Regions from separate parts of the Homo sapiens genome. Here regions 1, 2, 3 and 4 are each linked to region 5. A link is a contact called in ENCODE Hi-C or POLR2A ChIA-PET data. All regions are on one chromosome and are shown on one strand. The core of a region is the stretch at or near the end of the contact, and the rest is flanking DNA. Distances in the headings are between cores, read along the strand shown.

What was found. Hi-C counts contacts between places; a loop is a spot of excess contacts on that map. ChIA-PET counts read pairs that join two places held with the same protein, here RNA polymerase II (POLR2A). Pooled maps may share reads with other maps.
Region 1: a loop to region 5 is called in a pooled map, with 5 times the contacts of the local background. The contact joins the promoter of MAFF here to the promoter of LGALS1 in region 5. A Hi-C loop is called at or near these places in 1 of 37 single-sample maps with no recorded cell type and 7 of 50 pooled maps. POLR2A ChIA-PET finds 5 or more read pairs at or near these places in 3 of 52 experiments (BJ, GM10248 and activated T-cell).
Region 2: a map with no recorded cell type shows a loop between it and region 5 (5-fold over the local background). The contact joins the promoter of CSNK1E here to the promoter of LGALS1 in region 5. A Hi-C loop is called at or near these places in 1 of 37 single-sample maps with no recorded cell type and 8 of 50 pooled maps. POLR2A ChIA-PET finds 5 or more read pairs at or near these places in 2 of 52 experiments (BJ and HEK293).
Region 3: a loop to region 5 is called in a pooled map, with 10 times the contacts of the local background. The contact joins the promoter of FAM227A here to the promoter of LGALS1 in region 5. A Hi-C loop is called at or near these places in 2 of 37 single-sample maps with no recorded cell type and 5 of 50 pooled maps. POLR2A ChIA-PET finds 5 or more read pairs at or near these places in 1 of 52 experiments (activated naive CD8-positive, alpha-beta T cell).
Region 4: a map with no recorded cell type shows a loop between it and region 5 (8-fold over the local background). The contact joins the promoter of DDX17 here to the promoter of LGALS1 in region 5. A Hi-C loop is called at or near these places in 1 of 37 single-sample maps with no recorded cell type and 6 of 50 pooled maps. POLR2A ChIA-PET finds 5 or more read pairs at or near these places in 1 of 52 experiments (A673).

What each region holds. Positions count from the first base shown.
Region 1 is chr22:38,198,212-38,203,475 of GRCh38, reverse strand. MAFF (MAF bZIP transcription factor F) reads right to left here and starts at 1,482. Exons shown (of 3, transcript NM_012323.4): 1 at 1,264-1,482. RefSeq lists silencers at 826-1,265, 1,326-1,655 and an enhancer at 4,345-4,394.
Region 2 is chr22:38,315,164-38,321,058 of GRCh38, reverse strand. It overlaps CSNK1E (casein kinase 1 epsilon), which reads left to right and starts at 3,626. Exons shown (of 11, transcript NM_152221.3): 1 at 3,626-3,899. The region is part of intron 5 of TPTEP2-CSNK1E (TPTEP2-CSNK1E readthrough); the gene reads left to right. RefSeq lists an enhancer at 1,282-2,186 and a silencer at 3,909-4,298.
Region 3 is chr22:38,654,078-38,659,725 of GRCh38, reverse strand. FAM227A (family with sequence similarity 227 member A) reads left to right here and starts at 3,334. Exons shown (of 17, transcript NM_001013647.2): 1 at 3,334-3,606. It overlaps CBY1 (chibby 1, beta catenin antagonist), which reads right to left and starts at 3,088. Exons shown (of 5, transcript NM_015373.4): 1 at 2,976-3,088.
Region 4 is chr22:38,502,865-38,508,192 of GRCh38, reverse strand. It overlaps DDX17 (DEAD-box helicase 17), which reads left to right and starts at 1,882. Exons shown (of 13, transcript NM_006386.5): 1 at 1,882-2,242. The coding sequence starts at 1,956. RefSeq lists enhancers at 1,047-1,456, 1,034-1,925, 1,857-2,046, 1,926-2,817 and silencers at 2,137-2,406, 2,437-2,606.
Region 5 is chr22:37,673,022-37,678,544 of GRCh38, reverse strand. It overlaps LGALS1 (galectin 1), which reads right to left and starts at 2,909. Exons shown (of 4, transcript NM_002305.4): 1 at 2,834-2,909; 2 at 1,480-1,559; 3 at 1-62. The coding sequence starts at 2,842. RefSeq lists an enhancer at 283-1,093 and silencers at 937-1,446, 2,967-3,106.

The DNA of each region.
Region 1 (5,264 bases), core at 233-2,732, 530 kb before region 5:
TCTATCCCCAATGCCTACTGACCCTGCCTGGCCCAGGGTGAGGGCACTCGGGGTCTGTCGGCTGGCTCAGAGCCTCAGCTAGCTTCCGGCGTCCAGCTGTAGGTCAGTCTAGTCTCACCAGTCCCACTTGTGAACTGAAACTACCAGGAGAGCGGAAACCGGCTCCGCCCCATCCTCCACGACCTAGCAGGTACAGCCTCCAGAACCCGGACTAGCTAAAAGCCTGTGGTCCTCTCCCTGCGCCGCACCCTTGCAGTCAAGGTTTTCTGGCCCTTCCTGTTCTCATGGGACTGAGGGGATGGGCAACCCTGGGGACGAACGAGAGTCCCTTGGTTCTTCCCTCCCCAGGAAGCCCCAAAATCTGGGGACAAGAACCTGGGCTCCAACTCACTTTGTTACCAGATCCACCGGGGTGCCAAGCGGGGGTGGCTCACATCCCTCACTCCTAGCTCAGCTGGGTGGGGTCTTTGATACCTTGCCCCACCCTGTGGCTGCGGGCGCGGGCTCTGGGCGGGAGACAAACACTGGGGTCACGTGGCGGAGGCCCTGGGAAACTCCGGGGAGAGCCGGGGACGGACAGCCCCGGGTAGTAGGACTGGGGCGGCCCGGGCCAGAATTCCCAGACCCCGTGCGAAGACGCACGGGTCCGCTTCCTTCGCTCGGGTCCTTGTTCCGCGTTTACTCCGGTGGCCGGCCCAGGGCACGCCCTCTCCGAGGTACACACTGCTGGTGTACAGGCCCCAGGGAGCGCGCGCGCGGACACGCACACACAAGCACAACACACGCACACACGCCCCCGAGGTACACAGCGCACGCACGCACCGGGCAGGATACCCAGGCCGCCCGCCAGGGAACACACGCCCGCCCTCGGACGTAAACAAACCGCGCACGCACCGCCCGCGGGCGCCGGGCCAGGGCCTGTTCCCACCGAGTCACGTAGGAGCACAGCGCCCCCGCCCCCGCCGGGCGGACGCGGAGATCGCCGGCCTGCGCTGCCCCTTCCTCCCGGCGCCGCCGCCTACCCGCCCGCGCCCCGGGAAGGGGCCCCGTCTCCACCCCCACTCCCCCGAGCTGGCCTCGGCCCCGTCCTCGGCGTCCCCGGGACGGCCGCTCCCTTCTCCCCGCCCCGAGCCGTCCGGGCGATGGAGCTCCGGGAGCCCCGACGGATCGGGCCCGGGCGCCCACCCCAGGCGCATCCCGGGACGCAGAAACCCTGCCGCCTTGGGGTCCCGCGCACCGTCCTCCTGGTCCCGCGTTCCTCACCCGCTTCTGGGCCCGCTTGGTCCGGCGCGCTCACACACGCGCGTCTCGCCGCTGTCCCGGCCGCTGTCCCGATCCGCGCTCCGGTCAGTCTCCCCTCCGCTCTGAGCCGCAGGTCGCTCTGAACCGGGCGCCCGGGAGCGCTGCGCTGAGTTTTGTTGTGGGGCGGGCGGCGCAGGGGGCCGAGGCCGCGCGGAGTTGTAAGGCGAGCTTCCCGGAATTACTCACTCACAGGATTCCTTTCATTCATAAAAACCCAGTCATGCGGTGACGTCACCGACCCGGCCGCCCTCCGGCCAGGAGCGGCCGCTTGGTCCCTCGGCCCCGCCCCCGTATGACCCCGCCCCCTGGAAGCCCCGCCCCCGGGGCTGCCGCGATTCTCTGCCTGGTTCCAGGGCTCGCTGGGTGCGTTCACGTGACACCTCGCGAGAGCCCCGTGGGTGTAGGTGTCATTGGCTCATTTTACAGGTAGTGGTCCTGGCCCTCTTCTTTCGACCTAGACCTTCTGCCTTAATGATCTCATCCAGTCCCGTGGCTTTAAATGACATTTATATGGCTATGAGCCCCAGGTTTGTATTTCCGGAGCGAACAGCTTCTCTGAGTTCCAGACTCATAGCCAGCTGCCCACTCTGCGCATCCAGTGGGTGTCAGATGGGCACTGCAGAGGACTCGGCCCAAAAACCCGCTCCTGATCGTCAGCCCTACCTCTGCTCCCTTGCCACCCCATCTCAGCTGCTCAAGCCAAAACCTTGGAGCCTGGCTCCATCCCTCCCTCTCCCTTCCTCCCCACCTCAGGACTCAAGCTAGCGGTGTCTCCAGGTCTCCTGCATAGGACCATTTCTCACCACCTCCAGTCATGGCACCTGGTCTCGGCACCATCAGCTTACCCGGACAATGGCAGCAGCCTCCGAGGCTCCCTACTTTGCCTCCAAAGTCTTTCTTTCTATACCAGCCAATGTTCTTCTCAAAACAAAGCTCAGGTTGTTTACACACCTTCTTTGGCCACTCTCTCCTCATCCACTGCTCTTCGGCCACAGTGCCCTTCTTTCTGTCCCCCAAACATACCAAGCTCATTCCTGCGACAGGCCCTTGGCACTGGCTGTCTGGTCTTCTGTTCACTTGCCTGACTCTTTCTCATCTTTCACGTCAGCCCGGATGTCACTGCCTCAGAGAGACATTTCCTGACCACCCTGGTTAAAGCAGTCTTCACCTCTGAATTTTTTTTTTTTTTTCGAGACAGGGTCTCACTCTGTCACCCAGGCTGGAGTGCAGTGGCACAATCTCGGCTCACTGCAACCTCCTTCTCCTGGACTCCAGCCATTCTCCCACCTTAGCCTCCCAAGTAGCTGGGACCATAAGCACACACCACCATGCTAGGTTCATTTTTTGTATTTTTTTTTTTTTTTTTTTTTTTTTTTTTTTGTAGAGACAGGGTTTTGCCATGTTGCCCAAACTGGTCTCAAACTCCTGGACTCAGGCAATCCACCCACGCTGGCCTCCCAAAGTAATGGGATTACAGGCGCAAGCCACCGCACCCAGCCTTGAAATTTGTTCTTATATTATCTTAATACTTCTGTAGGGTGTTTCATCATTTATGTATGTGAGTGCTGGTTATTGTCTGTCTTCCCCAACCAGAATGTATGTTTTATGAAGGCAGGCCTTGCTTCTTTTTCTTTTTCTTTTTTTTTTTTTGAGACAGAGTCTCACTCTGTTGCCCAGGCTGGAGTGCAGTGGCATAATCTTGGCTCACTGCAACCTCCGCCTCCCAGGTTCAAGGAATTCAGCCCCCCAGTAGCTGGACTACAGGTGAGTCACCATGCCCAGCCAGGCTGGTTTTGAACCCCTGACCTCAGGCCACCCACCTCGGCCTCCCAAAGTGTTGGGATTGCAGACATGAGCCACTGCGCCTGGCCAGGCTTATCTTGTTCACCACTGCCTGCCCAGTGCCTGGAGTAGTGCTTGGCACATAGTAGGCCCACAGTAAATACATGTTGAAGGAATACATGACTGGAGGCTCAGAGAGGTGAAGGTGACTTTCTAAATTCACTCAGCTAGGAAGTACAAGCACTGGAATTGGTATCCAGGTCTGAATGATTCCTGGCCCAGATGTTTGGGGGTACATCGCAACCAGGGGAGGAGGGCCACATAAACATGAGGGGTGTGCGCCGTGGTGGGAAGCCCCACCCAAAAGAGATGGCTTTGGAGGCCACGTGCGGGGTGGATGTTGCTGTTCATCCCCTGCTTTCCTTTGCTCATGATGTTCCCACTGCCTGAAATTCCATCGCTCCCACAGTCCCTCCTGTGAAGCCGACATCATGGCACTTACTCCACTGTGGAGGGCATAGGGCCTCTCCAAATGGGTAGGCCTCTATGTGGCACCCTGATCACCAGTAAGGATCCCCACTTTCCTTTTTTTTTTTTTTTTTTTGAGCCGGAGTCTCGCTGTGTTGCCCCAGGCTGGAGTGCAGTGGCGCGATCTCAGCTCACTGCAAGCTCCACCTCCCGGGTTCACGCCATTCTCCAGCCTCAGCCTCCCGAGTAGCTGGGACTACAGGCGCCCGCCACCGCGCCCTCCTAATTTTTTTTTTTTGTATTTTTAGTAGAGACGGGGTTTCACCGTGGTGTCGATCTCCTGACCTCGTGATCCACCCGCCTCGGCCTCCCAAAGTGCTGGGATTACACGCGTGAGCCACCGCGCCCAGCCCCCCACTTTCCTTGATGTAGCAAATTCGATTTCAGCGCCCTTGTCTTGCTTTCCTGCCTCTGTGCCTTGGTCCACCAGACACTATGGCTTCTTTCCGTTCCCTCCCACAGGCTGTGGGTTTGGTATGCAAATTGGCCCACTAGTTTCCCAAGTGACCAAATGTTGAGGCAGCTTTGTCTAGCACTCAAAAGGATCTCTAAAAACCAATTGCTCAGTCCTCTCCATGTGCATAGCAGAAAGAGCCACCTAGGTTAACCTTTGGGGTAGGAAAGTTCTCAGTTTTAGAAACTGCACAATGGTGAGTTGTCTATTTTCTCTACCCCCCACCCCCTTTAAAACCAAAACCAAAACAAAACAAAACAGGGTCTTGCCCTGTTGCCCAGGCTGGAGTGCAGTGGCATGATCATAGCTCACTGCAGCCTTGAACTTCTGGGCTCAAGCGATCCTCTCACCTCAGCCTCCCGAGTAGTTGGGACTACAAGTGTGCATCACTGTGCCTGGATAATTTTTCTATTTTTTGCAGAGATGGAGGTCTCACCATATTGCATAGGTTGATCTTGAACCCTTGGCCTCAAGCCTTCCTTCTGCCTCAGCCTCCCAATCTACTCCCTTTTTTATGAGCTTCTCAAGAGCTGGGGCCACACCTGGAACACTGTAGGTGCTCAGCTAGTGAGTGAATTCTCAGTGGACCTGAACAACACTCCTGGACACCATGCTGCCTAGATCCTTTACTCCCATCCCCAGCCTGCCAGAACAAGGGGGTCAGTGCCTCATTATCCACCCTGCAGGGACTGCTTCCCATAGACATAGCTCCCTTTCTGGTCAAGATCAAGGGCCATGGTGCAATGTCCTATTTAAAAGTGGGAGCTCAGGCTGGGCATGGTGGCTCGCACCTGTATTCTCAGCACTTTGGGAGACCGAGGCAGGAGGATCACTTGAGCCCGGAGTTTGAGACCAGCCTGGGCAATATGGCGAAATCTTGTCTCTATTAAAAAAAGAAGAGGAAGAAAAAAAAAAAAGAAATGACCATCAGGCAGCCACCATAGTAATCATGGGTTGCAGCAAGAATCACCAATGGATATGAAAGCTTGATGAGAAAGTATTTACATAGTTTCAAGTTATTTACCCACAAGATGATAATTAATTATGGAAGGAAAAATAATAACTCTGCAGTGGAGAAATTTGGCAGACACAACCTTCGCTAAGTGATCAAAGTTAATATCACCAGTAAGGGGCAAATTGCCACGGAGTTTGTAGATGAGGTAATTACTGCATGGATGCCCAACTTCCTGGCTTCAAT
Region 2 (5,895 bases), core at 2,377-4,876, 640 kb before region 5:
ATGTTTAGTAAATCTATGAGTCCTTAGTCAAGACTGAGATTCCTGGGGCAGGTACTGAAATCTTTCTGGGTTTATCTGCAGCCATATCGTCATTATCTGGGAATTCCAGGGCTGTCCTTGGGATCCCAGCCCAGTGCTCCTGCGTGCCAAGTGATCTTGAAGGGTCTGAAATAGGGAGCAGGTAAAAAATGTCAGTTTGGGAACACAGTGGCTCACACTTGTAATCACAGCACTTTGGGAGGGCGAGGCAGAAGGGTCACTTGAGCCCAGGAGTTTCAGACCAGTCTGGGCAACACAGTAAGACCCCATCTCTATAAAAAATTTAAAAATTAGCTGGGTGTGGTGGTGCATGCCTGTAGTCCCAGCTACTTGGAAGGCTGAGGCAGGAGGATCGCTTGAGCCCAGGAATTTGAGGCTACAGCGAGGTATGATCCTGCCACTGCACTCCAGCCTGGGTGACAGAATGAGCCTCTAAAAAAAAGACAAAAGCCAGTTTGGAAAGGTGTTGTGAGAGCCACTATTCCTGAACCAATGCAGAGCAGCTGAAACCCAGGGTGGGCCCCTTGGGAGCTGGCAATTCACCCCACACCTATTCTAGCCTGATTTCATCTTCTTGTTGGCTTGCAGAGAAGGTAGCTAGGGGAACTTTGCCACACCCTTGGGTTTTTTGTTTTGTTTTGTTTTTTATTTATTTTTTTGAGACGGAGTCTCGCTCTGTCGCCCAAGCTAGAGTGCAATGGTACGATCTCGGCTCACTGCAACCTCCGCCTCCTGGGTTCAAGTGATTCTCCTGCCTCAGCCTCCCGAGTGGCTGGGATTACAGGTGCCCGCCATCGTGCCCAGCTAATTTTTTGTATTTTTAGTAGAAACGGGGTTTCACCGTGTTGGCCAGGCTGGTCTTGAACTCCTGACCTCAGGTGATCACCCGCCTTGGCCTCTGAAGTGCTGGGATTACAGGGGCGTGCCCGGCCCCACCGTTGGGTTTTAAAGTTAGGAGTTAAATCTGAGAGGAATCACTGTGAACCAAGTCGGAGAGAGAAGTCAGGCTGTGGGGCTGCTGGAACACGTAAGGTTTTGTTTTTCACTTTGGACCAGTCTCCCCTCCTCAGCTGGGTTTTGTGTCATGGTTTGCCTTCCCTTATAGCTTCACTGCAAAGCTCTTTGGAAGGGCCCACACACAGGTCTTCCAGGGATAGGAAGGACAAGGACTTGGGCCCACAACTCAGGCAGTGGACAACAGCATGTCCTTCCAATGGCAAGGCAGGGAGGCTCCCTAGCAGGCCTGGGGATGAGCCGGGCTCCTCAGCCTGGCTGGCCCAGGGAACTGAGCAGGATCTTAACTGGGGCAGGGGGTGGGGTGGGGGTGCTGGGGTGGGAGGTGTGGTTACAAGTCCTGAATGCAGAGGGGAGAACGTGAACGTGCTGCAGTCAGACCTGGCGATCTGGCTGGGTTAGGAAGGGGCAGGGGGTCTGTTCCAGCCAGGCCCAGTTTAAGGGAGAGGTTGATCTGTGCCCTTAGGCAAGCACTGGGAGGAGCCTGATTCCTTCTCTGAAAGAATACAGTGTAATCTGTTGTTGTTTGAGAGGATTAAATGAGATAACAAATAACCTCCTCTCCCAGGGCTGGTTGCCTTGAAAGTGCTGAAGAAGAGGAGGGCTTTGGGAAGCAGGGCCCAGGTTGGAAGGTTAGGGGTGGTAAGGACTGGAGGACACAGGGGCAGACTTCACCCCCTGCTCAATTGTGCCCAGGCCTCTCTGCCTGGGCTCATGTGAGGAAAGAAACAAAATGGGTGGCGGTGGGGTGGCGCTCAGGCCGGCTGAGAACTTGGGCCCAGAGTTACCGGATCTCCTAATGCCCCCAGAGAAACAGGGAATCTGGATCTGAAATATGAAATCTTCCAGTTTTAAAACTTTGGGGAGTGGCCAGGCATGGTGGCTCACGCCTATAATCCCAGCAGTTTGGGAGGCCGAGGCAGGCGGATCACTTGAGGTCAGGAGTTCCAGCCCAGCCTGGCCAACCCCGTCTCTACTAAAAATACTGTGTGGTCCTGGGCAAAAATTAGCCAGGTGTGGTGGTGCACATCTGTAATTCCAGCTATTCAGGAGGGAGGCTGAGGCTGGAGAATCACTTGAACCCAGGAGGCAGAGGTTGCAGTGAGCCGATATTGAGCCACTGCACTCCAGCCTGAGCCACACAGCGAGACTCTATCTCAAAACCAACAAAAACAAAAAGCAAAAAAAAAAAAAAAAACTTTGGGGATTAATTAACAAAACAACAACAGAAAGCACCGCGCAGGCCAAGTAAAGCCCACCACCTGGCTGGTGACCCCCTGCTCTGGCAAAGGTGTCACTGAAGGCAGGCCCTCCTGGGAGGAGGCTTCTCACTCTCCTGCTCTTGGAAATGGGCTCTAGATAGACCCAGTTTCCTGGTGATCGCTGGGAGAACAGAGCTGTCCTGTTGGGCTTTGTGGTCCTGGGCAAAGCCCTTCCCCTCTCTGGGCCAGTTTCCTGGCCGGCGAAAGGACTTAGTCTGTGGGGCTCCTGCCCGTTTGGACACGTGTGTGACTCAGTCCCTCAGCCTCGAGGAGGGAAGATACGGCTATTATAGAAGTGACTCCTCCCAGGAACTGTGCTTCCGGGATTGGACGCAGGGCCTCAGGCATTTTGCGTGTCCACAGTCACAACTGTGTGAATATAGGTGTGTCATAATTGGAAGCTTTGCATGGCTCAGTGTAAATATCATCACTTTAATGACTTTGTTCTGCAACCTTTCATCGCGGCTCTGCATGCCGGTAGAAGCTTTTATTAATTCTGTGACCTGGGGAGGACAGGGTCCTTCCTCCCATTTGCTGTTTAAGGAAACCCAAGCTCAGAGCTGGGAGGTGGCTTGGCTAAACGTGCACCACTCGGAGCCCAGACTCAAGTGTCGGTGCTTTGGTACTTGTGGCACCCCTCCTTCAACAGGGGAGAATGAGGTTGGGATCTGAGGGGTCCTCTCTGTGCCCATCACAGTTTGAGCTTCAGGGAAAAGAAGAAGAGGTCTTTGCCCTTCGTTTTTCCACGGGAGGAGAATGTATGAGCCCAGGCTACCTTTCTGGGCCTTGTGTCGACATCCCTAGCTGTCTCCTCAAATCTCTTGCCCTGAATCAACCTGGCCTGTGTTCTCTGCGGCACTCGGAACCTGGAGGCGGACTGAGCCTCCAGCAGTCTAACATCTTTTGCAGTGTCGTGAATAGCCGCCTGTTTTCGCAGGGGCCCAGTGCTCTGCCTGGAGAGGAGAGAGATCCTGGCAGGCGGGGAGAGGAGACTTTGGGTCTAGACCCTCCCCTCCCATCCCCTCACCTCCGCTTTTTGTGCGCCCTCCTCTTCCCTCTGTCCCCCCCGCACCCCGTCTTTTCCACCTGTGCCCTGGACTGCATTAGGGTGTCAGTATCTGTGTGCTCCCCCACCCCCACGCGTAAGCCCGCGCGCCTGCACTGAGGCTGGGGAACTGCGTCTCGCAGCTGCGGCCCCCAGCGCGGAGGGCGCGGGCCCTTTAAATCCTCCGGGGCGGCGGCGGCGGGCCGGGGATGACATCAGCGGGCGGGCCCGGGGCTCAATGGGAGCCGGCGGGCGCGCGCGGTGCGAGAGCGCGCGAGCCGGCGGCGGGGGCGGGCGGGCGGGCAGGAGGCCGGGAGGAGGGAGGCGGCGGCGGCGGCGGCGGCGGCGGCGAGAGCCCAGAGCCAGAGCCCGGCCGGGGCCGAGCGGAGCGCGGCGGCGGCGGCGGCGGCGGCGGCTGGGCCGGGAGAGGCTGGCGCGCCGGGCGGCTCCGCGAATCCTCCGGCATCCGCCCCGGCGGGCCGCCCCCGCCCGCGGCAGCCCCCCGAGCAGTGGCCCGGCATCGGCGCCTTCCCGGCGGGGTAAATATCGGGGGGCCGCGGGCCCGCGGAAGGGTGCAAACCTGGGGGGAATCGGGCTCCCTCAGCCTCTTTGTTTTTGCTGGAGAGGGAGGGAAGGGAGGGCAGACACACGCGCGTTCGCGCTGGGGTGTAGGGGGGGCAGCCCGGGCGCCGCCCGCTCGGCCCGGCGAGGACAAAGGCGCGGCTGGGGACGAGGAGGAGGGGGCCTGTTATTTTGCAGGCTCGCGGGGGAGGCCCCCCGGCCGGCCTGCCTCCGCTTCCCCCCGCTGGGCCCTCCGAGGCCCCGGCCGGCCAGGCGGCCACCCCGGCTGTGATTTGGGGACGCTGAGGGAGGGGGCTTGGGGTGCTGGGCGCCGGATACTGTTGATTCGGGCCCGCGTAGCGTTTCATCGGACAATCACCGGCGCCCCCTGCTCTCCCGGCCCCGGCGCCCGGACCTGGGGGTTCGCAAGGCTGCGCCCGCTCGTTGGATGACGGGCGTTTGGGGGTCCTAAGGTGAAGAGGTGTGTGGTCACCAGGCCACTGATTTGTTTTTCTTTGTGGAGAGAAAGAAAGGGGTGGGGGTTATTTGTCGGATCGGATTCTCCCATTTTTGTGTGAGAGATTGATGTCTTGCAAGTCTCTAAGGAACGCAAAACAGTGTCTGGGTGTCGTTAGAGGATTCCCAAGCTCTTGTTAATACCCTAACTCGAAGTGGGGTGAGCCCCCTCCCCAACTTTTCCCTTAGTTTTCTTGCATATTTTCTTCCTGGCATAGCCTCCTTCCTGGAGAAGGATTTGGAGAGAGGAGAAGGGGACACAAGTGTCTCAAGTTGCTTCCAAGCAATGCCTGTGTTTGGGTCTCCTTTGCCTTCGTTTCTATGATGTCCCTTCAATTTTTATTTTAATCGTCCGAGGGACAAGGGCCCCGGCTCAGGGGTAGGCGATGGTGTTCGGGGAGTAAGAAGCACTGCCCGTGTGCCATGCTGGTTGGTAGTTTGTCTAATTTTTTTAACCTGCTGAAACTCTTGAACCTTTATATCCACTTTTCCCCCCACTTTGTTTATCTCCCCCCCTCCCCCATGGGAGAAGCAGCAAAAGAACTGAAAAGCCTCTCCATTCCTGAATGAAGCTTTTCTGCTCTCCTCTGGGAGGCTTTTTGGGTATTGGTGCCGGGACAGTCTAGGCTCCCCCAGGGACCTTGGACCCCTGGGGTGTTGGGGAGCGACTGGGGGTCTGGGTGGCTGGCACATAGCAGTCAGGGGGTCCTGAAGGGCTTGCCCCTTCCCGCTCTCGTTCTCTGCAGACAGCCGGTGAGTGGGGAGAGACTGGGGGGTCATGTGCAGTATATTTATGTAAGACACCCAGACAGAGGGCACGGGTATTTATATAACCCGGCGTGGGTATTTATGTAATATAGGATGCGGGTATATTTATGTTCCTTTCCTAACCTGCGGGTTTCCTGGCTGCCATGTGTGGTCTCTGAATTGGTGTTGGCAGAAAGTGGACTGAGGTGTTGGGGGGGGGTTGCGTGCACACCCCCCCTTACCCCCCAACAGGGCTCACTGTGTGTGCCTGCTTTTCTTTCTTCCGTTGGAGTGTACACACTCGGGAAGCTGGACGTGTGTGTACGTGGGATGTGTGGCGTGTGGGTTTCCTGCAAACGTGGACTGTGTTCCCCTGGCAGCGTGGCACCTCAGCTGAGACAGGCCAAGCATATGGGCAGCGGCCCTTGATTGAGAGCCCAGAGTTTGGCCAGCTCTGGTGGAGGTCCCTGCCTCGTGGTTATTGGTGGAGGGCTGGTGAGCTCCTTGGGAGCCAGGTGCCGGGGTTCCCTGTCTCTCCTGGGATCTGCCCACTGTCCCTGGAATCCATCTCCCTCCCAGGCTGGCCTGGTTGTTGGGGGCAGCACTTGGCACGGGCAAGGGGCTGATCTTCTGTGCCAGCACAGCTGCTCTGCAGTCTTCCTGTTTTGCCCTGTTTGTGAGTGTGGGAGACCACCAGGTGGGACAGCCGGA
Region 3 (5,648 bases), core at 2,085-4,584, 980 kb before region 5:
CACACCTGGGCAATTTTTTGTATTTTTAGTAGAGATGGGGTTTCACCGTGTTAGCCAGGATGGTCTCGATCTCCTGACCTTGTGATCTGCCCGCCTTGGCCTCCCAAAGTGCTGGGACGACAGGTGTGAGCCACCGTGCCCGGCCAGCACATTCTTATAATAAAATTGTGGGCCTAAGCCGGGCACGGTGGCTCATGCCTATAATCTCAGCACTTTCGGAGGCTGAGGCAGGTGGATCACTTGAGGTCAGGAGTTTGAGACCAGCCTGGCCAACATGATGAAACCCTGTCACTACTAAAAAATACAAAAATTAGCCAGGTGTGGTGGCACACGCCTGTAATCCCAGCTACTCAGAAGGCTGAGGCTTGAACCCAGCAGGCAGAGGTTGCAGTGAGCTGAGATTGTGCCACTGTATTCTAGCCTGGGCGACGGAGCAAGACTCTGTCTCAAAAAAAAACAAAAAACAAACAAACAAAAAAAACCAATTGTAGGCCAGGTACAGTGGCTCACACCTGTAATCCCAGCACTTTGGGAGGCCAAGGCAGGCAGATCACTTGACGCCAGGAGTTCGAGACCAGCCTGGCCAACATGGCAAAACCGCATTTCTACTAAAAATACAAAAATTAGCCCAGTATGTTGGCGTGCGCCTGTAATCTCAGCTACTCAGGAGGCTGAGGCATGCGAATTGCTTGAACCCAGGAGGCAGAGGTTGCAGTGAGCAGAAATTGCGCCACTGCACTCCAGCCTGGACAACAAAGTGAGACTATATCTCAAAAAATAAAAATAAAAATAAAAATAAAATTGTAAATAGCAATTAAAGACAGTGAGATAGCTGTATATGAACTAACCTGAAAGACTTCTGACATGCTTTAACACTGCGAAAGCAGGTTGCAGAATGATGTGTATGGTATTTCCCCCATATGATAAGACAAAGTGAAAATAAAAGAATAGGCCGGGCGTGGTGGCTCACGCCTGTCATCCCAGCACTTTGGGAGGCCGAGGCGGGCGGATCACGAGGTCAGGAGATGGAGACCACTCTGGCTAACACAGTGAAACCCCGTCTCTACTAAAAATACAAAAAATTAGCCTGGCATGGTGGCAGGAGCCTGTAGTCCCATCTATTCGTAGTCCCAGCTACTCAGAAGGCTGAGGCAGGACAATGGTGTGAACCCAGGAGGCAGAGCTTGCAGTGAGCCGAGATCGCACCACTGCACTCCAGCCTGGGCAACAGAGTCAGACTCCATCTCAAAAAAAAATAAAATAAAATAAAGTAATATATGTGTGTATTAAAAAAAAGAAAGAGGCCAGGTACGGTGGCTTATGCCTGTAATCCCAGCACTTTGGGAGGCCGAGTTGGGCAGATCACGAGGTCAAGAGATCGAGACTATCCTGGCCAACATGGTGAAACCCTGTTTCTACTAAAAATACAAAAATTAGTCGGGTGTGGTGGTGTGCGCCAGTTGTCCCAGATACTCAGGAGGCTGAGGCAGGATAATTGCTTGAACCCAGGAGGCAGAGGTTGCAGTGAGCTGAAATTGCACCACTGCTTTCTAGCCTGGGTGACAGAACAAGACCCCATCTCAAAGAAAAAAAAAATAGAAAAGAAAGAAAGAGATCTGGAAGGATACACCAAACTGTTCATAGTGGTTAAACCTGAAAAAGGGAATAGGATGACTGACTTGAATGAACTTGTCATTTTATAGGTTAAAAAAAGGTCAAATTGTGACAATTTCATATGGTACAATATAAAATTATATTAAATATACTCGAGATTTAATGAATTATTACAATGAGAATATATTCATGTATTACTTATGAACAAAATAAACAAAACACAGTTAAGAAGCAGCCCCCAGCATGCCTAAAATCTAGAGACATTTGAAGAAGGAGAAATAAGTCAAGTCCCCACTGATGCTAACTGCACTGGGCCTGAGCACATGGGCTGGACACAACAAGTTTAGGGGCCTGGCTCTCCCCTTCAGTTGCCTGCTAGACCTTGGCCCAGCTGCTTTACTTCTCGGGCTTTAACTGGGCACCTTACTCATGACCGCACTAATTCTCATAACACTACAGCTGGGAGCTGTCATCCATGTATTACAGATGAGGAAGGGTCTGGATTAGCTACCTTTTAAGTCAGATCTAATAATCCACAAACAGCTCAGCTGAGATCCTGGGATTCTGGGGCATCCGCGTGCACTTGAGATACAAGCTGTCCCACTGGCCCATGGCAACCTTCTTTCTAGTGAAACTCCCAGGGCGAGCGTGCTCCGCACACAGGAAGTGAAGGGGGAGCACCTGGCTTCCAATGATCACTCTGCGGCTCACCCACAGTGGGACCCCAGCATTTATCCCCCTTGGACTTCGGCTTCTTTCTTTGCACTGAGGAATAATAATAGTACCTGGCTCACAAGATGTTATAGTGTTTTAGTGTTTATAGGAAGCTGTGCACTTGATCCTCACAACGACCCTGGGAAGAGGATCGAGTAAGTAGAGCCTTCCCAGTCCACAGATACTGATACTAATCACTAATCATTGTGTAAAGGTTTTCCGTTTGCAACAGGCCATAAAATATATTATCTTACTTTAATTCTAAGAAAACAAGGGCGGAATCTCTGGTTTTCATCGGATTCTCAAAGATATACGTGTCCCCCAAGGAGTTCAGAGGTAGCCATGTTACGCAGATGCACGGCCCCCAGGGCTGTCGGACTCAAGTAACAGCTGTCAACAAACGTTCACACGCACGATCTCATGCAATCATCTTCACGGCGACCTACGGGGAGGAATTACCGCCCCAATTCACAACCGCGGAGACACACAGAGGAGGGCGGCCACCGCCCGGGGTCGCCCGGCCTCCGTCCCCTTCCCCAGGCCCTCCTGAAGCCTCTCTCCAGGCGAGGCCCGGACGTCCTACTCAGCTCGGGCCCCCGAGTGAACCCAGGCAGCGCTGGCCGGCGACGCCGGACTCGGAGACGTACCTGACGCGTCCCAGAAGCCGGGGTCCAAGCGCTCCCCGAACCCCCAGCAAGGACTCTGTAGCCCAGAGTTACCTTGACCCACCCGCCTCCTGCCGCCTGCCCGCCACGCGCATGCGCTGCCCCGCCCGGCCTCTACCACCGAGGAAAGGGGTAACCGGCGCGGGGGTTCCCAGCGCCAGCCTGCGCCAATCCCCAGAAACTCCGTGAATCACCTCGGGATAGCAAACGGATTATACAAAGGCAGTGTCTTCTGGGGTCCTTTTCATGCCTCTAGGACCAGGACCTGCATTCACCCTCTCCACTGACACATTGGTCTGGGCCCCCGGCCCGGCTGTCACCATAGAAACGGCATCTCGCGGACAACGCGGCGGCTCACGAAGGTTCCATTGTTATGCTAAACGGGAAAGTGGAGACCGCGCCGGCGTTGCCTAGAGAACGCCTGGACTCAGAGTAGCAAAATGGGCCTCTCCCCAACTCCCCTCCTCATCCCCCAGCACAAGGCAAAGGGCACCCCTTGCTGTGAGTTTGGGGGCACCGGCTGTCGGGGGCCGACCCAGAACTTTGCGGGGTCCCCTGAGGGACCCGTGGCGGGACCGGCCCCGGGTTCGTCAAATTCCGCCGATGCTTTCAGGTAAGACGGACGGACAGACGCACCATGACCCACCTCTGGCAGCCTGCCCCCTCCCCGTGCCGTTATGGCGGCTTCTACAAGCAAGGGAAGCTGAGGCCCAGGGACTACTTAAAGGTTGCATTGTGAGGAAGGGACAGAGAACTACTGGAGAATCAACTCCAGATCTCCTAGAGTCCTAAAAGCGTGTGTTATTGGTTCCGTCTGATAAGTGCAGAAACTTAGGCCGTTCAAGGAGTTTACCGGCTGCCTAGTGGGTGTATCAGGGCATCCAGTGAGGGGCAGGACCCAGGGGTCTTTGACTCCAAGCGCAGTTCTCTTCCAACTACACCACCCTGCATTAAAAGAGGGGAGACTTCCATGTCCTAGAACTAAAATCTTCACAATCTGGCTTAGCATTGTGCAATAGAAACATAAAGCAGGCCACATATGTGATTTGGAATTTTCTAGTAGCCACATTTTTTAAAAAGTAAAAAAGAAAGCCAAGTGAAATTAATTTGAGTAATGTTTTAAACTCCATATGTCCAAAACATTACTATTTCAAGATATAATCAGTATTTCTAAATTTGCACTGCTTCCATTTAAAAATTTAATTTTTTTTTTTTTTAAGACAGAGTCTCACTCTGTTGCCCAGGCTGGGATTGCAGTGGCATGATCTCGGCCTCCCGGGTTCAAGCGATTCTGCTGTGTTCACCTCCCAAGTAGCTGGAATTACAGGCACCCACCACCATGCCCGGCTAATTTTTTGTATTTTTAGTAGAGATGGCGTTTCACCATGTTGGCCAGGCTGGTCTCGAACTCCTGACCTCAGGTGATCTGCTTGACTCGGCCTCCCAAAGTGCTGGTATTACAGGTGCGGGCCACTGCGCCTGGCCAAAATTTGAATTAATTAAAATTAAAATTTTACTCTTGGCTGTTCTATCTATGGAGTAGCCATTCTTTTATTGCTTTACTTTAAAAAAATTTTACTTTTTTTTTTTTTCGAGACAGAGTCTCGCTCTGTCGCCCAGGCTGGAGTGCAGTGGCATGATCTTGGCTCACTGCAACCTCCGACTCCTGGGTTCACGCCATTCTCCTGCCTCCGCCTCCCAAGTAGCTGGGACTACAGGCGCCCGCCACCATGCCAGGCTAATTTTTTTTTTGGTATTTATTTATTTATTTATTTATTTATTTTAGATGGAGTCTCGCACTGTCGCCTAGGCTGGAGTGTGCAGTGGTACAATCTCAGCTCACTGCAAGCTCCGCCTCCTGGGTTCATGCCATTGTCCTGCCTCAGCCTCTCGAATAGCTGGGATTACAGGCGCCCGCCACCAAGCCCAGCTAATTTTTTTTTTTTTTTTTTTTTTTGGTATTTTTAGTAGAGATGGGGTTTCACCATGTTAGCCAGGGTGGTCTCGATCTCCTGACCTCATGATCCGCCTGCCTCGGCCTCCCAAAGTGCTGGGATTACAGGCGTGAGCCACCGCGCCCAGCCTTTTGTTTATTTTTTTGAGACAGGGTCTCATTCTGTCACCCAGGCTGGAGTGCAGTGACATCATCCCCACCTCCCAAAGTATTGGGATTACAGGTATGAGCCACTGCATTCAGCCTTAAAATTTTACTTATTCAGTCACATTAACCAAATTCCAAGGACTTAATTGTCACATGTAGCTAGTGCTATTTTGATGGCCAGCACAGTCTGGGCACTTCCTACCTTTCCAGCCTCACTTCCCGCTGCTTGGATGGTACATTTTGGATGGCATATTATTTCCGCTCCCCATTTTTTCTTTTTTTTTGAGACCGAGTTTTGCTCTTGTTGCCCAGGCTGGAGTGCAGTGGCGCGATCCGGCTCACTGCAAGCTCCGCCTCCTGGGTTCAAGCAATTCTCCTGCCTCAGCCTCCAGAGTAGCTGGGACAACAGGCGCCTGCCATCACACCCGGCTAGTTTTTTGTATTTTTAGTGGAGACGGGGTTTCACCGTGTTAGCCAGGATGGTCTGGATCTCCTGACCTCGTCATCCGCCTGCCTCGGCCTCCTAAAGTGGTGGGATTACAGGTGTGAGCCAC
Region 4 (5,328 bases), core at 633-3,132, 830 kb before region 5:
GACCCAGGCCGGTGCGGTGGCTCACGCCTGTAATCCCAGCACTTTGGCAGGTCGACACGGGTGGATCACGAGGTCAGGAGTTCAAGACCAGCCTGGCCAAGATGGTGAAACCCCAGCTAAACTACAAATATTAGCCAAGTGCGAGGGCAAGCACCTGTGATCCCAGCTACACGGGAGGCTGAGGCAGGAGAATTGCCTGAACCCGGGCGGCAGAGGTTGCAGTGAGCCGAGATTGTGCCACTGCACTCCAGACAAAAAAAAGAAAAAGAATATGACCCAGGCGAGTCTCAATCACTTTAAGAGGTTCACTTGCCAATGTTAAGAACGTACTTGGGGAAAAAGAACACATAACCACAGAAAAATCAGTGGTCCATGTTTTTTTTCTTTTTGAAGCTCCTTTTCTTATGCTATGTTCCCAAAAATTTGGGAAACAAACACTCAGCACCCACACTGAGGGGCCAAATCTCCCCGCTTCTACCCATCTGTTGAATTGAGACGTTAGATGGGCCCGTCTCGAGGGCCCTAACAGCTCAACAGTCGTGTGACGCCATTTGGCCAAGCTTGCGGGGCTTCAAAATGCAGTTTGAGACGACAGGAAGCAGGTAAGGAGAGGGAAGCCAGTCTGGAAGGAATTGAGCGGAGAACGTGGACTAGCCTGGTTAAACACTTGTCCTTAGCCTTCGCCCTTTCTGTGTCTAAAGACCATCGCTCTGAAACCTTGTTCTCCTGAGAGTGCTGGGGTCTTCTCCGGGCCTTCTGAGGAGCGCCGTTCAACGGCAGCAAAGGGCCCACGGAGTCCACTGGGGCTCCAAGCAATTTTTTTTTTGAGACGGATTCTTGCCCCGTCGTCCAGGATGGAGTGCAGTGGCACGTTCTCGGCTCACTGCGACCTCCGACTCCCGGGTTCAAGCGATTCTCCTGCCTCAGCCTCCCAAGTAGCTGGGACTACAGGCACCCGCCACCATGTCCTGCTAATTTTTGTATTTTTCGTAGAGACGGGGTTTTGCCATTTTGGCCAGGCTGGTCTCGAACTCCGGGACTCAGGTGATCCTCCCGCCTCGGCCTCCCAAAGTGTTAGTATTACAAGCGTGAGCCACCATGCCTGGCCTCCAAGCACATTTTGTTTCTGTATTAGCAACAGCTGTGCTCGGCCAGGGACGGTAAAAATATACGGTTCAGAAAATGCACCTCAGTGTGAACCAAATGTAGCTGAGGGCACTTTAACCTGGAAGGGACATCGCCACCTCACAAACTCCGGAAAGAAAGGGACACGGCTCTTCCATCATGGCTGCCGGAGACAGAGCAGCGAAAGGCAACGGAAAGGAAATGGCGCCGGGGCCCGCCGCCATTCTCAGCGGGCCCAGGGCGGTGGGGCGAGAGGGCTGGCGGCGCCATATAGGAAGGCCAGCCACGGAATTTAAGACCCTCCCGGCCTCTGGCGCCAGAGGACTCTGAAACTTGATAACAATATGGAGGACGGTTATTGTCTCTGCAAAGCAACTTCTTCAAGCCGGCCGCGGGGTCTGTACCGAGATCGGAATCAGGCAAAATCCTCTATTCTCTAAACAGAATGCGTTACGCATACTGCGCATCTTAGCAACAGCAGGCCGGCTAACGACGCAAAGAATGTTACGTCGCACCAGAGGCGCTTCCTCCCACCTCATCCCACGTTCTAGTTCGGGTGGCGCGAGAACTCTACGCTCGCTCCGTACTTTGTTTTTCTTGTACAGACCGCAAAATACACCCATCGTCGCAACTGACGTAAAGTGCTTCCAAGAATACCCGTAGTTCCCCGCGGAGCCCTCGGGCTATTCCGAGGCGCTGTTTACGTATCGTCTCCGCCGTACGCAGCGTTAAGTTGGAGCCGACTCAGCGGCGGCCGCCATTTTGTGCAGTCGCTGGGAAGGAAGGAGACGCCTAAACCGCGGCACTGCCCGGTTTGAGCGTAGCCAAACCTGCCCACCGGCTTTGTAGCCCCGATTCTCTGTGTTTTGCTCCCGTCTCCGACGAGAGAGGCGGCGACGGTGGCGTCTGCGACGGGAGACAGCGCGTCGGAGCGAGAGAGCGCTGCGCCTGCCGCCGCCCCAACAGCGGAGGCGCCGCCGCCATCGGTCGTCACCAGACCGGAGCCGCAGGCCCTCCCGAGCCCGGCCATCCGTGCCCCGCTCCCAGATCTCTATCCTTTTGGGACCATGCGCGGAGGAGGCTTTGGGGACCGGGACCGGGATCGTGACCGTGGAGGGTAAGGGTGGGGGAGGAGAGGAGAGGCCTGGCGTGGGGGTGGGGGAGTTGCTTCTTGGGGAGGCCCGGCGGACTGCGAGCCTGGGAGCCTTGCTCTCGACCCGGGAGGCGAGGGGAGGCGACTCGAGGCGAGACAGCGGTTTCGTGCGCGGACCTCGGCCCCGGGGTCACTCGGGACCCGAGGAGGGCGGCCGCTTGGCGACGCTGGGCCTCTCCGTGCGGACGGCCGTCGTGGCGCGGCCCGGCCCCATCCCAGCCCCGCGGGGGATCGGGAGGGGCGGCCTGGCCGCATCAGCCCAGGCCCGGGCTTTGGCGCCTCGCCTGGTTTCCCGGCTCTCGAGCCGGGCCGCTTCGGGCGGGCTGTTCGATGTCTCCAGGCCTCGGCGTTCATCTGAAAAACGCGGATCTTCCTGAGAGAACACTTCAGCCCAGGAAAGCCTTACACGAAATGGCACCCTTGACGTTCTCTCCCCAGAGTTCACTGTTTAAGGCACGGGAGACGAAAAGACCAACTTCTCATTTTTAGAAATAGATTTTAATTCTCTTCAGTTATATTTTAAGTCGGAGGAAATGCATTGGGATGTAAAGCAGTGGAGTTGCTTGCCATCTAAATGACCGTGTTTGGGGGAAGGATGGGTTTTTGGGTCGTTACTTTAGTTTTAATCTTAATATTTCAGCCTTTTTTCTCTAATTGGACTGCAGCGTCAACTATTCTGCCTCGCTAGAAAGTTCTTGGTATTGTGGACCGGGCGTGGTGCCTCAGGCCTGTAATCCCAGCGATTTGGGAGGCCGAGGCGGGCGGATCACCGGAGGTCAGGAGTTCGAGACCAGCCTGATCAACATGGAGAAATCCCGTTTCTACTAAAAATAACAAAATTAGCCTGGCTTGGTGGCGCATGCCTGTAATCCCAGCTACTCGGGAGGCCAAGGCAGGAGAATCGCTTGAACCCGGGGGGAGGAGGTTGCAGTGAGCCGAGATCGCGCCATTGCACTCCAGCCCGTGGCAAGAGCGAAACTCCGTCTCCCCCGACCCCCCCGCTTCCCCAAAGAGTTACGTGACGCCACTTGATATGTGTGTGTGTGACCTTGGTCAAGATCCTACCTTTTGTGAGCCTGTTTCCTCTGAGGAACGTGATAATTGCCTTTACTTTGCTGTGTTGTCAGGAATTAAGAGATAATGGATGTAATAGTCTCACTGTAGTAGGCGCTCTGTTAACGATATTTTCTCCAAACGTTTTTGTCTTTTGTGGTTCAGATCCACAACTGCTGGATTTACTAGTCTCAAGCACTTCAGTTGCCACTTTTTACAAAATTATTTTGATTTATACCTTATTAGGAAGGAAAATATTTTATCTCATTGTTTAGAGGATGAGAGGTGGAATGTTTGCTTCGCGTGTGACAGTATTGCTAAGTTTAGAAGTGAATTTCAGTTCATTGACTTAGAAAAAGAACTTGAGATTATCTAGGAAAGTTGAAAACGACCCAGCAATTCCTCCCTAAGCTTTATACCCTAGACTGTAATGCCTAGAGAAATCCTTGCACAGGTACCCCAGGATCCTTGTACAGAAAAGTTTATATACCAGCATTCGTGCTAACAGGATATTGGAAACAACGCAAATGTCTCCATAAATTGTGGGTATTCGTACAATTGAATCAGCCGTGAAAAAGAGAAAAGAACTTGGATTAATGTGGATAAGTCACAGAAGTGTTGAGTTAAAAAGCACGTTGTGGTAGGGTGACACATTTAATTAAGGATATGTGCAAATATGATAGGAAAGGGAGTGGTTAACAAAATTCAAGGTAGTGGTTATTAGGGTGAAAGTTGTAAGCTTGAAATAGGCACATAGAGGGGCTACAAGTTACTAATAGTGTTCTATTTCTTTACCATTGGTGTTTGGTTTAATATTTCCTTTCACCATATATATGCTTTAATAAGTTATTTGAAAGGAAAAAAGTGAATTACTGATCCATACTTTGAGTATCAGATGACATTTTTTAAAAATTTCAAACGAACTAGCCTTCTTTCATAAGATCTGTGCCCCAACTCTCCCTTTCCCAAGAAATGTTCTTGATTATTTGAATTGCTGTTGTTTCAACTGAGTGTTACACAGTTGAAGTGGTGGTTATTTTGAAAAAGGAATAGGTGAGGTCAGTTCATGTATTTCACATGTGTGATGCAAAAATGATAGGCATTGTACATTTGAAGTAGTATGGTTTTTAATGTTAATATATGACTTCAAAGGTGAATTTTTTTGTAAAGCCAAATTAAACTAATTACTGACCGGATAAAAACATTTGAGCAGCATAGTATACCAGAGAGTACAGTGTGCGTATTTAAAGATGGCATGGATATGCTCAAAAGTAAAAGGCTTTCTTGAATTTTGAGGTCATTAATTATGTCAGCATTAATTATAAACATGGAAGACGGCATATTTTCCAAGAACCACATGTTTCAAATTAAATGTTTAGTGTAGAATAGAATGTCTTGAATAAATAGCCAGGGAAGTAAGGAGAGAGGAAAAAAAAATACATGAATGATAATCATCAGTTTAAAGCCTTAACAGGAATCTTACTTTCAAGTTTTATTTTTTCCTAAGTCACTAAGGTTTGGGTAGCATTGCAATGTGGCAATAACAATGAAGTCTTTTATAATTTGCAAGAGTGATAATCCAAAGACTTTCTACCTCTTGAAAAGTACCTTATTTAGCTGCTTCATTTGCAAGTGTGGCGGGAGCGGCAATTGAGGTGGCCTTTTGGTCTGTTCAGTATTGAGTCTTAAGCTGAGGGGCATATTAAATATGTCGCTGACACGGGTATCCCTATGCTATGTGCTCTTCCTGTTCTGATTCTTAATTTGTCTTCACTGTCTCAGTAGTGGTATAAATGGAATTAGCCAAGTTCTGCCTGTTGAGTGTAGGTATCCAGTGATCCCAATAAAATCTCCTGCCATCAATTTTTGTTACGTATGTATTTAGAGGAATGTCTGGCTGGTTAAGCCAGAGTTCTAATGGCTTTGAATTGCAGGAAATTGAGGCCCTGTAGAATAATACACCTACTTGCCTATCAATGATAAAGTGGAACTTTATA
Region 5 (5,523 bases), core at 1,660-4,159:
TGAAGCGAGGGTTGAAGTGCAGGCACAGGTTGTTGCTGTCTTTGCCCAGGTTCAGCACGAAGCTGGGGGGTAACGGGTGGGCATGAGGCCACCTCGGCCAGCTCCAGCCCCACTGACCGACTAATCTGTCACTCAGTATCCCATGAACGCACCTTGCTGGAAGAACTCACTAACAGAGACAAGAAACCTGGATTCTAGCTCTGGCCATGCCACCTGCTCCTGCCCCTCTTCCCCTGTTTGCTCATCTGTACAATGGGGGCTGCACAGGAGGGCTCGCTTGATTCTTGAAGTCATTAGCATCCTAGCCCGTTTGGTCAAGGTCAGTGACTCCCTCCAGATGGTGACCTCCCGTCCTGTCTTGTACATCTCTGTATTCCCGGTGCCCAGCACAAGTGGGGCACACCAGAAAAAGATGCTTAGTAATTATGGGGCGAATTAACAAATAATAATAATAATACTCCCGGGCACGGTGGCTCATGCCTGTAACCCCAGCACTTTGGGAGGCCGAGGCGAGCGGGCAGATCATGAGGTCAGGAGTTCGAGACCAGCCTGGCCAACATGGTGAAACCCCGTCTCTACTAAAAGTACATAAATTAGCTGGGCGTTGTGGTGGGCCCCTGTAATCCCGGCTACTCAGGAGGCTGAAGCCGGAGAATCGTTTGAACCCGGGAGGCGGAGGTTGTGGTGAGCCGAGATCACGCCATTGCACTCCAGCCTGGGCGACAGGGTGAGACTGTGTCTCAAAAAATAAATAAATAAAATAATAAAATAATAAATAAATAAATAAAATAATAAATACATTTGTTGAGTGGTGATAATAGCAATACCTGCCTCTGAGGGTTTGGTTGAAATGAAATTAGTGCATGAGAAGTGTGCGGCTCTTAACAATATCAGCTGATCCTCATCCTCCTCACTGTCACTGCGCCAGCCGCATCTCACTTCCTCCACACAACCACCTCCCCCCTTGTTTTTCTAACAAACTGAGGCTAGGTGAGGTTGGTTGACTGGTCCAAGGTCACCTAACTGCCGAGAAAATAAGGCAGCCGTCTGAGTGAATGAGAAGTGAAGGAAGAAGGACCGGACTGAGCCAGTGAATGAATGAATGACCAGACGCAGGAAGGAGGGACTCAGGGGGAAGGCGGCGGTGACGCCCGCCCCACTCCTCTCCCCGCCCTCCCCAGCGACAGGTCCCGCCCAGACCGGAAAGGGGTGGGGGCGGGGGAGTCAAGGTATTACAGATGACGAGGCTGCAGCTGGTTTAGTTTAAGAGGCTACAGCAGGGAGGGAGCGGGGGAGGGGGCGGCAACGGTGGGGGCGCCCAGACCCTGCGGGGGAAGTGAGTCACCCAGAAAACGCAGCATCGGCGGCTGGCCGTTAACCCGCTCCCGGCCAGGGAGGAGATGTGGGCTTGGCCGGCCACGCCCTCCCTGCTGGACCAAGCCCGTCCCTGCCGCCCACCACCCCGACTTCACTTCTCACCTCTTAGCGTCAGGAGCCACCTCGCCTCGCACTCGAAGGCACTCTCCAGGTTTGAGATTCAGGTTGCTGGCGACCAGACCCTGCACAGACAAGCCCCGGCCCAGCCGGGTTAGAGGACAAGGCCTCCACTGCTCGAAGTGTCCGGGGGTGGCTGGGGGTGGGAGTGGGGTTGTTCCCGCCCGGCATCCTCTGACCAAGCCAAGGGGAAGCCTGGGGAAAGGATTGAGCTGTAATTTCCAGCCTCCGATTGTCTATGTGGTCCTGGGAAAGTCCCTATTCCCACCGGGGTTGGCTTCAGTCTGTAACGTGAAGGTTCTAGAAGACAGGCTCTAGAAGATTTTGCAGATTGGCTTGGGAATTTTGGACTCAAGAGTGACTTGGGAGATGGGGTGCTCTGTCCCATCGCAGATGGAGAGGATCAGGCTGGGGAGGGGCCGACACTTGGCCCACCGTCACACTGAATGGAGGGGCCGGCCCCTCTGCTGGAGAGGAAGTGGCTAGGGGCGGGCGACCCCACTATTCTCCTTCAAGCCCCTCTCTGCAAAGAGGCCCAGGGGCTAGAGAGGAGACCCTGAAAAACACGGCCTCTCTGCATTAGGGAGAATAGCCCTGCAGTCGGGCTGTGGCTGGGCTGGCTCAGGGTTAACAAGATTGAGCAAACTGCTGGGCACTGCTGTTCCCTGGCACCCCGAGTGGGTGGGCAAGAGTTAACTGGTTTGAGTGGTTTCTTCTGCCAGAAACTTGAACCCTTTCCCTGGGGCCCGAGGAAGATTCTCACCTCCCTGCCACCCCAACCTCCCAGCTTGGGGGTGGTGGAAGGGAATTTCCCCCGCCCCCCCCGCCACCAGCCTGGACACAACCACCCTCCACCCCCGACCTAGAAGGGCCCATCCTGGGCAGCTTGTCTCGGGTCCTGGCAACTTTTCAGCGTTCTCTGGAGCAGAGGGTAACTCTGCCCTGGCCTGGTGACCGGGACAGCTGCAGGGGGGAGGGGACAGGAGGCTCTTTGGGGTGGAGGAGGGGGAAAGGGATAGTGGCCTGGGTGTCCCCCAGTTGGCCACACCCTTCCCACGCTCACTTCTCAGAGAGCTGCAGAATGTCAACCCTGGGCAGAAATAACTGTGCTTTCAGACCCTGGAGGAATCCAGACAATTATCAATGCAGAGAAGGCCTTGAGGGACCATGGCGCCCACCCCCATTTTACAGATGTGGCCACTGAGGTCCAGAAAAGAGAAGGCACTGGTTCCAGGCCACACAGCTGGGGCTAGAATCTGCTCCCGATCTGCCCAGCTCTCCTCTGGCCATCAGTTCCTGCCCTATCCCCTGGACCTTGGGGGGGGGTCCCCACACTCACACAAGCCATGATTGAGTCCAGGAGGATGTTCCCGGGCAGGCGCACCAGCTGTCAGAAGACTCCACCCGAGAGAGATGGGCCCCCGGACGCTCCCACCCTTTTAACTGGACCGGACCGGGTGAGCCCCGCCCCCTGAAAGTTCAGCCAATTGCAAGTCAGGATAGGGCTGGGGGCCACTGGGGGCGGAGTCCGTGGAATTTTGAAGCCAGTTTTGGAGCAGAGGTGACCAATCAGAGTGGCGAGCTGCTGCCCCCCCTCACCCCGCCGCCCCCGGCCAGAGTCCAAGCTCCACCTCCTATTCTCCTTCATCCCTCTCCACCTCCCCACCAAAATTGTGCTGTGGCAGAGATTGGGGGAAGCCAGTGGAAAATAGTTTGATGATGAGCTAGGCCCACAAGTTGGCGGGAAGGGGCCTGTGGCCAGCAGGCTGGGCTCAGGGGGTGCCCAGAGAAGATGGCTGAGGAGGTGCAGGGTCCTTCAGGGAATCAGAGCTGGGGGAGACCAGGCCACTCCCGGGCAGGGACCAGGGCGTGGCTCCTGCTGCGTGCGCGTCTGCAGAGGGCCACTGACTTAACCACAGGCCCTGGCCCCACCCGGGCCTTCCCCGGAAGCAAGGACTGCGGCTGCTGCAGCGCTCTCTCGCTGGCTCCTCGGGAAGGCTAAAGAAAGGCTGGGCCGGGCGCCAAGCCTGAGGCTGCAGGGCTTGGCTAAGGCCTCGGGCTTGGCCGCGTTCAGGGGCAGGCAGGGGATAGTCAAAGCGCCCTGGCCTGACAGCCTCAGGCCTGAGAGTGTCAAGCTTAGGAGATGGCCCAGGGTGGTCCAGACCAGGAGGGGGTGGGGTCCTGGCTCTGTGCACCCTGTCCTTTCTCTTTTTTATTTTTATTTATTTATATATTTATTTTTGAGATGGAGTCTCGCTCTGTCGCCCAGGCTGGAGTGCAGTGGCGTGATCTCAGCTCACTGCAACCTCTGCCTCCCAGGTTCAACTGATTCTCCTGCCTCAGCCTCCCGAGTAGCTGGGACTACAGGCCCCCACCACCACACCCGGCTAATTTATGTACTTTTAGTAGAGACGGGGTTTCACCACGTTGGCCAGGCTGGTCTCAAACTCCTGACCTCAGTTGATCCACCCGCCTCAGCCTCCCAAAGTAATGGGATTACAGGTGTGAGCCACCATGCCTGGCCACCCTGTCTGCTCTCTTAACATCTCCTCTGAGGCCCGGCACAGCCCTCCCTTCCCTGAGTGTTCAGCAGGTATTTTACTGAGCACCTACTATGTACCTGGCCCTGGGCTCTGAGGATTCAAAGCTGAACCCCTCCCAGTCCCCACTCTCAAGGAGCGCATAGTTGGGGTGGAATCTGACCACAACCACGTTAAGAAGTAGATGATGGGCTGGGCGCAGTGGCTCACGCCGGTAATCCCAGCTCTTTAGGAAGCCGAGGCGGGCGGATCACCTAAGGTTAGGAGTTCGAGACTAGCCTGACCAACACGGAGAAACCCCATCTCTACTAAAAATACAAAATTAGCTGGGCATGGTGGCATATGCCTGTAATCCCTGCTACTCCTGAGGCTGAGGCAGGAGAATCGCTTGAACCCAGGAGGCAGAGGTTGCAGTGATCCGAGATCAGTCTATTGCACTCCAGCCTGGGCAATAAGAGTGAAACTCAGTCTCAATTAAAAAAAATAAAAAATAAAAATAAAAATAAAAAGAAGTAGATGATGATGGCTGTAAGGGAAGCCATGAGAAAGTGCTATGGTGGGCTGGCGGCTGCATGAGTAAAGGAGGTGGGTCGTGAAGGGTAGGCGGAGAAGTGCCTGGCTTTCCACCATGGGCAGAAGCTCCAGAATGAGAAGGCCAGGGCTGGAGAACAGTGTTCCGGGCATGTGGGGGAAAAACGGGGATGAGGCTGGGAAGCCAACAGGACCTGGACCATGGAGGGCCTCATGGGCTGGGCACAGGGCTTGGACATTGTTGTATGGGAGGAGGCTGGGGAGCCAGGGCTAGAGGGAGGGTGAGTACTGAGGCCAGATTTGGGCTCTAGGGAAGATCACTGTGGCAGAGAATTGAGGGTGGGTGGGAGGGGTGCTCACCTTACACTCAGGAACCTGGTGGAGGAAGGGGCGTGGGGAGCACTGGGCAAAATGAGGGGCATGCTGGGGGGTTGTCACGGGGACCTCCTTCTCCACCTGGCCGTCCCCCTTCTGAAACTGCTGGCACCAAAGAGGGACGAAGATGCGGACCAGGAGTGACTCACATCTGGAAGCCAGGCCAACACACCCACCCTGCCTCTCAGGGGCACCTTCCTCCAGATGCCCAAAGCCCACTCTGGTACAGGATGAGAGGGGAGTGTGTAGGGCCGCAAGGCGGACCCAGAGAGGGGATGGGGTTGCACCCCTGTGAGTGCCTTACCCCTCCTTCCAGACCAAGTGGCTGCTTGGAAACCAACCACAGCAGCTTCACTTTTTCCTCCGGGCCTCCCCAAAACCTCAACCATAGGAAGGGCTGGATGGGGCCCAGCCTAGTTCCACTGCCCCTCCCCCATGCCTCCCCTCTCTGCCAGATCAAGGAATGGGGCATCTCAGGCGGAGTCCTAGACCGAGGGTCAGAGGCGCTTCAGGTGTGGTCCTCGCCGGGCTGCGGGCGGGTGGGTGTGGCCACTTTCCCAGCCCAGCCCAATAATTGGGTTCT